2 separate regions of the Homo sapiens genome follow, and region 2 is linked to region 1. The links are chromatin contacts, found by Hi-C in ENCODE. All regions are on one chromosome and are shown on one strand. The core of a region is the stretch at or near the end of the contact, and the rest is flanking DNA. Distances in the headings are between cores, read along the strand shown.

What was found. Hi-C counts contacts between places; a loop is a spot of excess contacts on that map. Pooled maps may share reads with other maps.
Region 2: a loop to region 1 is called in a map with no recorded cell type, with 2.3 times the contacts of the local background. The contact joins two enhancer-like sites. A Hi-C loop is called at or near these places in 1 of 168 maps with a recorded cell type or tissue (posterior vena cava), 5 of 37 single-sample maps with no recorded cell type and 4 of 50 pooled maps.

What each region holds. Positions count from the first base shown.
Region 1 is chr12:27,218,239-27,221,879 of GRCh38, forward strand. No RefSeq gene overlaps it. Among named protein-coding and RNA genes, the nearest start is that of STK38L, 24 kb to the right of the region's middle. RefSeq lists enhancers at 1,964-2,013, 2,154-2,323, 2,344-2,413. Within about 2 kb of position 2,078, at least 2 of the 41 ENCODE cell types and tissues checked have a DNase peak (open chromatin) inside an H3K27ac peak, as active enhancers do.
Region 2 is chr12:26,869,390-26,873,030 of GRCh38, forward strand. No RefSeq gene overlaps it. Among named protein-coding and RNA genes, the nearest start is that of ITPR2, 38 kb to the left of the region's middle. Within about 2 kb of position 1,567, at least 13 of the 41 ENCODE cell types and tissues checked have a DNase peak (open chromatin) inside an H3K27ac peak, as active enhancers do.

The DNA of each region.
Region 1 (3,641 bases), core at 828-3,327:
CTCTCCATTTCAGCTCCTTTTCTCACAGACAGAAATAGCATGATCAGTTTTAAATTGGCAGGGAGGAATTAAAGGCTTTTCAATAATGTTTTTAATTTTTAAAAAGACACATTTACTGTAGAAAATAGAGAAAAGTACCAGAATGATGAAAATTATCCCTAATTTCAACAACTAGAAGTAATCAACATTGTAAAGTATATTATTTCACTCTTTCATAACATTTACATGTTATGTTTTAAATAGATAAAATGTATATAATATGCATAAAATGTATATAAAAAGATATGTGTGTGTGTGTGTGTGTGTATGTACACACACACACACACACAAATTGGGATCATGATTCGCATACTGTTGTTGTGCCTAACAAGATACCTTGAACATTTTTTCATGTCGCTGAGTTTTCCTCTATAATACTTTTCAAAGGCCACATAGTGTTCTGTTGAATCCAGGTACCAATTTATTCAAGAAATCCCTTACTATTAAACATTCCAATTCTTTCTAGATTGTATTATTTGAGACAAGGTCTCACTGTCACCCAGGCTGGAGTGCAGTGGCGTGATCATGGCTCACTGCAGCCTCAACCTCCCTGGCTCAGGTGATCCTCCCACCTCAGCCTCCTGAGTAGCTGGGACTACAGGCATGTGCCACGAAGCTTGACTAATTTTTTAATTTTTTTTTTTTTTGTAGTGCAGGGGTATCCCTATGTTGCCTGGCTGGTCTTGAACTCCTGGGCCCCAGTGATCCACCCATCTCAGCCTCCTAAAATGCTGGGATTACAGGCGTGAGCCACCATGTTCAGCCAATTTTTATTATTATACATAATTCTGTGAGGAATAACTGCATAACTCTCTCACACTTCTGATTATTTCTTAAGGGTAAATATTCATAGACGAGAATGAACATTGTATTTTGATATCACTTGTTTCTGCCTGCCTAGAGTTTCTTCTCATTTTCACATGATAGAACTGACCTCCTACCTCACTCTCTCATTGCCTTTTAGTATCTGCCTCTCCCACAACTGGTAAAATGTTTCATCACATGGCTGGGACTGATCAGAGTGCCCTGTCTCCTACCACTCCAGGCACAGTGACTGGTCCAGGAGTGAGCATATGATCTAAGTAGGGCCAATAAGAGGGAAATTTTCTAGGTCTGATAATAACTCTTGGATGAAAACATCTCTTTCCTTCTGAAATTCTTAAATGGCACCAAAAATCATTTAAGGTTGGGACTGATGAGGGCCCTCTTGATGCCAACATGGAAGAAAGCAGAGCTAAATAATGAAGTGACAAAGGGGGATTCCTACTGACATCTTTTTTCTCTTTCTTTCTTTCTTTTTTTTTTGAGACAAGGTCTCACTGTCACCCAGGCTGGAGTGCAGTGACGCGTTCATGGTTCACTGCAGCCTCAAACTCTTGGGTTCAAGCCATTCTCCTGCTTCAGCCTCCCCAGTGGCTGTGATTACAGGTGTGCACGTCCATGCCTGGCTAATTTATTTTTATTTTTGTAGAGATAGGGTTTCACTATGTTGCCCCAGCTCGTCTGGAACTCCTGGCCTCAAGCGATCCTCCTGCTTCAGGCTTCCAAAGTGCTGGGATTAGAGGTGTCAGCCACTGCGCCCAGCCTGATGCCATCATTTCAGTTCCTGGTCTCAGCCATGACCGAAGCAAGGTGCTTCCCTAGACTTGTCCAATTATTTGACCTAATAAATTTCCCTGTTTATTTAAACTAATCTGAACTGGCTTTCTGTCTTTGGCAATCAAGGCTCTTGACTAATGTAACTATTGTTAAGGTTTTGATATGTATTTCCAAATTACCTCCCAGAACTACATTGCCAAATACACATGTGGAATGTGGAATTTTAAATTGAATTAATGTTAATATTGCTGCAATGTATCAGTGTAGAATTACAGTATGAGTCAATCTATCTTTTTTTCGTATTTCCATACCCTCATGAGTAAAGCAAAACATCTCAAACAAATCATCACACTCAAGTAAGTAAAGGTGGAGACTGTGATGAATAGAGATCAAGCTAGGTTTATATTATGCCCAGACATCAGGCTGAGTACAAGCCCTTGCTGTCAGGGAGGGGGAAATAAGGTCCATGTACCCTGTAGCCAGTTACACAGTGTGTCTCTAATACCTTTACTTTCTTCCCACATGCAGAAGTGAAAGTTAAGAGAAGTCTGAAGAAGGAGTCAGTTCCAAGAAAGGAGTTAAATTATTCAAGAGTAAGTTGTCAACTTCAAGTCAGTGAGCCAAGGCAGAGTAGTTCATAAAGAAACTGTGACTAGACTAGGTGGTACTCAGTTTCTGAGACAGATTTCTGAGCCAGGCCTGTGGGCAGCTGTACGAGGAGATGGGTTGGGGAGGGGTGATTTTAAAAGGATGCTAAATAACACTGGCAAAACCAAATCAACTCCACACACCAGTGAGATGAACTGGAAAACAGTGTTCATTACTCCAGTTTTTCTATCAACTCCTTATGTAGCTGTGGAGCTAAAAACTGGCTCCAGTCTCACTGAGGTAGACACTATCCTTTTTTTATTTTTTTTAATGGAGACAGAGTCTCGTTGTGTCGCCCAGGCTGGAATGCAGTGGTGCAATCTCTGCAACCTCCACCTCCCAGGCTGAAGCAATTCTCATGCCTCAGCCTCCTGAGTAGCTGGGACTACAGACACACACCACCATGCCTGGCTAATTTTTGTATTTTTTAGTAGAGATGGAGTTTCAGCATGTTGGCCAGGCTGGTCTCAAACTCCTGACCTCAAGTGATCCACTGGCCTCAGCCTCCCAAATTGTTGGCATTACAGGCATGAGCCACCACGCCCAGCAGCACTATTCTTTTAAATAAAATTTGTACGATGCTATTGATTTGGACTGGGCCTCTACAGATCAAACCAAAATGGAGTCACTCATGCTAAAGTTTCATGTCACCAAACAGAAACTAAGTCATCTACCTTTCAAGAAACTAAGGGGGAGAGAGAGAAAGAGGGAAAGACAGCATAGCCAAATCCCCTAACAGGCCAGTTTTAGCTGGCATGATAAAGGAGTACCCCCTGCTTTAATCCGATAAGGAAAGTAACTTTGAAATGACCGATTCACTTTTTGTTCCTTATTTCTGCTTTTTTTTAACCCCTTTTCTGCCTATAAAGCCCACCTCTTCTGCTTAGCTCATCAGATCACCTTTTCTAAATTTTTTATTTTATTGATTGATTGATTTTGGGTAGAGATGGGGGTCTCTCTCTGTTACACAGGCTGTTCTCAAACTTCTGGGATCAAGTGATCCTCCTGCCTTGGCCTCCCAAAGTGTTGGGATTACAGGCATGAGCCATGGTGCCCAGCCACCTTTTCTAAATTTTTATGGGAGATAGTACCCTGATCCATTCATCACAAATAAAAGCCAATTAGATCACTTAACTACATTTGTTGTAATTTTGTCTTTTGACAGTTCTCAAAAGGAAATGAAAACAACACTTTATTAGCAGCAGCGCATCTAAAATGGATATTTTTGAGATGCACCTGTGCACTCTTGGTCAGTTGAAACTTCTGAGTCAACAGTAGGTGGCCTAGTGCTGTTTCCCGAGAATGAGTGGTTTAACTCACCCTTTCATATACCTCTCAAAATGATTTCTTGTTCT
Region 2 (3,641 bases), core at 317-2,816, 350 kb before region 1:
TATCCTCCCACCTCAGCCTCTCGAGTAGCTAGGACCATAGGCATGTGCTAACACGCCCAACTAATTTTTGTGTTTTTTGTAGAGACGGGGTCTCACTTTGTTGCCTAGGCTGGTGTCGAACTCCTGAGCTCAAGCAATTCGCCTGCCACAGCCTCCTAAAGTGCTGGGATTATAGATGTGAGCCACTGAGCCTGGCCTGGCAACTCAGTTTTTAAGGTTTTTCTGGGGTCCCCTTGGCCAAAACAGTTCCACTCGGTGGGGGACTTATGATATTATTTTTAATTTACAACTTACATAGATTGGACTACATTCATCCCAGTAGTTCTACCTAATAGTGACACCAAAAGTCTGATCCTAGAGTCAGACTAGAATCAATTCGATGGGAATAATACGACTGGGGCACCTTCCAAAGTAGTTTCTCAGGTCTTTTGGCACCAGTATCTCTCTGAAAACTGTAAGACACTACGTAAGTGTGAAAGAAAATGCTAGAGCCAGTGTGGTGGAGTGGTTAAGAGCAGATTTATCAGCCTCAGTTCAGATCCTGGTTCTGCCACTTCCCAGCTCCTTGAATGTGGGCCCATGGCTCAGCCTCTCTGTGCCTCACTTCCTTCATGGGCTGATTATTCTCGGTGTGCCTTTAGGCCCTGTACTGAGCCCTCTGGGGACTGACACATCAAGCCTGTATCACCTGGACTGACCCCTTGACCTCAGGCTTTTGGTTGTTTCAGCCAATGGGAAACGGGAAGGAAACAGGAAAGAGAGAGCAGTCAGCGTTTCCCTCACTCCTCACCTGCCCACACACCACTGGGGCTCTGGCCACATCCCTCTAGACACAGACAGCTCCGCAGAGCTGCCCTTCCTACAGCAGCTCCTCATCAGGCTCCGGTTACACGAGGTCCTTGGCTTGCCCCTTCTGCCCAGGGCTGGGAACAGCTGCCCACTGCTGCTGGTTTCCTGGATGCCTCCCCATCCCTCATGGATTCACTTAAATCTACCTACTCATCTGTAAATAGTCCCTTCCTTAAATTCTCTTCAGAATTCCACCTGTGTGACCCCTGTCTCTTGCCTTGACAAACACACTGCCTGGAGCTGTACTGAGGATTAAATAAACTAATATGTATTATAAAGCACTCAGAACAGCACAGCACACAGATTCAATGCTATCTGCAGATGAGCTGTTGTTATCAGTAAGGTTGCCCTGCCTGCCTTTCCTATCAGTACTGGAAGACACACCTCTGAGATTGCCAAAAATAGATAAAGGCCCTATTTCTAGAGAGCCTCGGATGTCCGGAGAGCCTCTACCAGCCTCCCTACCTAAGGGTATCAGCACAGGCTTGGACAGGAAAGCTAGAGTGAAACTGGCTTCGATATAAATGGGAAAAGCCACCCCAGGCTGGGGCAAGGGAGGGGCAAAAGCAGGGCTCTCAACAAGCCCACAGCTGAAGGACTCAGTTCCTCTGGCAAGACTTGGGCTCCAGGAATTGAAAGGTGAGCAGTCTTTGGTTGATAGGATCTTTAGAGGGTATGGCAACGTGCAGAGGAGGATAAAATGTCCCAGACACACTTCCTTTACTTCACAACTTGGCCCAGGGCCAGCCTGGCTATTTCCCACGTTCTAAAGCCCAGGTGGACCTAAGTGTTTGGAACTAAAATGATCTTATCTAAAAAAGAGCCAGCTGGCAGAATTCACACACACATATTTAATTCTGATGAAAGCTGTTTCAGGCAGGAACCAAGACCATTCTTTATCAACAGGACCGAGGGCATATGCAGAGGATCAAGAGGATGTAGTGGTTGAAAGTAAAGGCTCTCTGGGTAGACTGCCAAGATTCAAAATCGGCTCCACTACTTTCTAGCTGTGCAGCTTTCGCAAGTCACTCAGACTCTCTAAGCCTCACATTTTTAGCCTGTAAAAATGGGCTGGGCGTAGTGACTCACACCTGTAATCCCAGCAGTTTGGGAGGCTGAGGTGGGAGGAATGCTTGAGCCCCGGAGTGCAAGATCAGCCTGGGCAACATGGCGAGACCCCATCTCTACAAAACTAAAAAATTAGCTGGGCATGGTGGGTTCCAGCTACTCGGGAGGCTAAGGTGGGAGAATCACTTGAGCCCAGGAGGTCAAGGTTGCAGTGAGCCATGATTGTGCCACTGCACTCCAGCCTGGGTGACAGAGCAAGACTGTGTCTCAAAAAAAAAAAAAAAAATGTTAGTAACAGACACTACCATTATAGTGATTACGAGAACTAAATAAGGAAATTTAGGTGCAGTGTTTCACACAGCACCTGACACATAGTTAAGTATTAAAAAATGGTTGCTCTCATAAAAGTCATCATTATGATGATCATTATTACTATTACCAGTTCTTAACAGTCAACTAGTAAAAATCTTGCTGGCACAATTTAATGAAAGGGGAACAAGTCTCATAAGTATATTAAATGAAATGGGATTATACTGTGAATATGTATATATATATGTGTATATATATACACATATATATATAAACAACTTATACTTTTTTTCCTTTCTTACAAAATCCAGACCTGGGAAAAATCGCACTCATTATCTAAACCGTGAGGCACCTCTGCTCCTTAGCACAGTAGCATATTGGTTACAAAGTCAAGGTCTGGAATCAGACCAATCTGAGTTCAAATCCCAGCTCTGCTACTGAAGAGCTCATTGACCCGTGAGCAACTTTATCTCATTAAGCTTCAGTTTCCTTATCTGTAAAATGAAGAAATAATAGTTCCTACCTCACAGGATAGTTATGAATATTAAGTGCGATGATGCATGAAATCTCTTCTTAGCAAGTGTTGGCTCTCATTATTAGCCTACTTCCAACAGAAGGCAGTTGTGAGAGTTTCAATGTTAAATAAAATAGAAAGCACCCCTAAGAATATGTGGGAGCTGTCATACTGAAAAATGCTGCCATGCTGGGGGGACAGTTGACTGGAAAGGAGCATAAGGAAATGTCTGGGGTAATGAAAATGTTAAATTTTTGTTTTGGATAGCAGTTACATGGCTGTGTGGAATTGTCAAAACTCACTAAATTGAACACTTAAGACCTGTGCACTTTATTGTGTGAAAATTGTACCTCAATTTTAAAAAGAAAAATAGCAGTTATGAATTCCACTCTAGATCTAAGATTTTATCTCCTCCAATGCTGTATGTGAAGCCTAGAAAACATCACTGATAATGTTCACTTAAAGAGATGCGGAGGCAGGTGCTGTGCATGCTTAAAGGCTGTCATTAAAGATAATGTTTCTACTCAAAACTCATTCATTAGGAACCACTAAGGGCCATGGGGAGGTCTTAGTCATAAGCATTTGTTTCATCAGCTCTATAGGAATAGTGAACCCAAGGCTTACCTTTATGGATTTTACTTAGGGTGTACATTTGTAACGGATGAGATAAGTGGGTAGGATGGAGCCACACCCACCCAACCACCTATTATACATATTACACAAGGTTCATTAACAGTGGCTGTGGTCTTGCTATGGAGAAGTAGGGTGTGCATATCTGATGAGAAAAGATAAACATGTGAATGGATGAAAGAGCAAAAGGACAAACAAGCATTTGCTAAATGGCTATCATGCATCTCCTTGATGATTTAATTGAATTTAATTCTCACAAAAATCTTGTGAA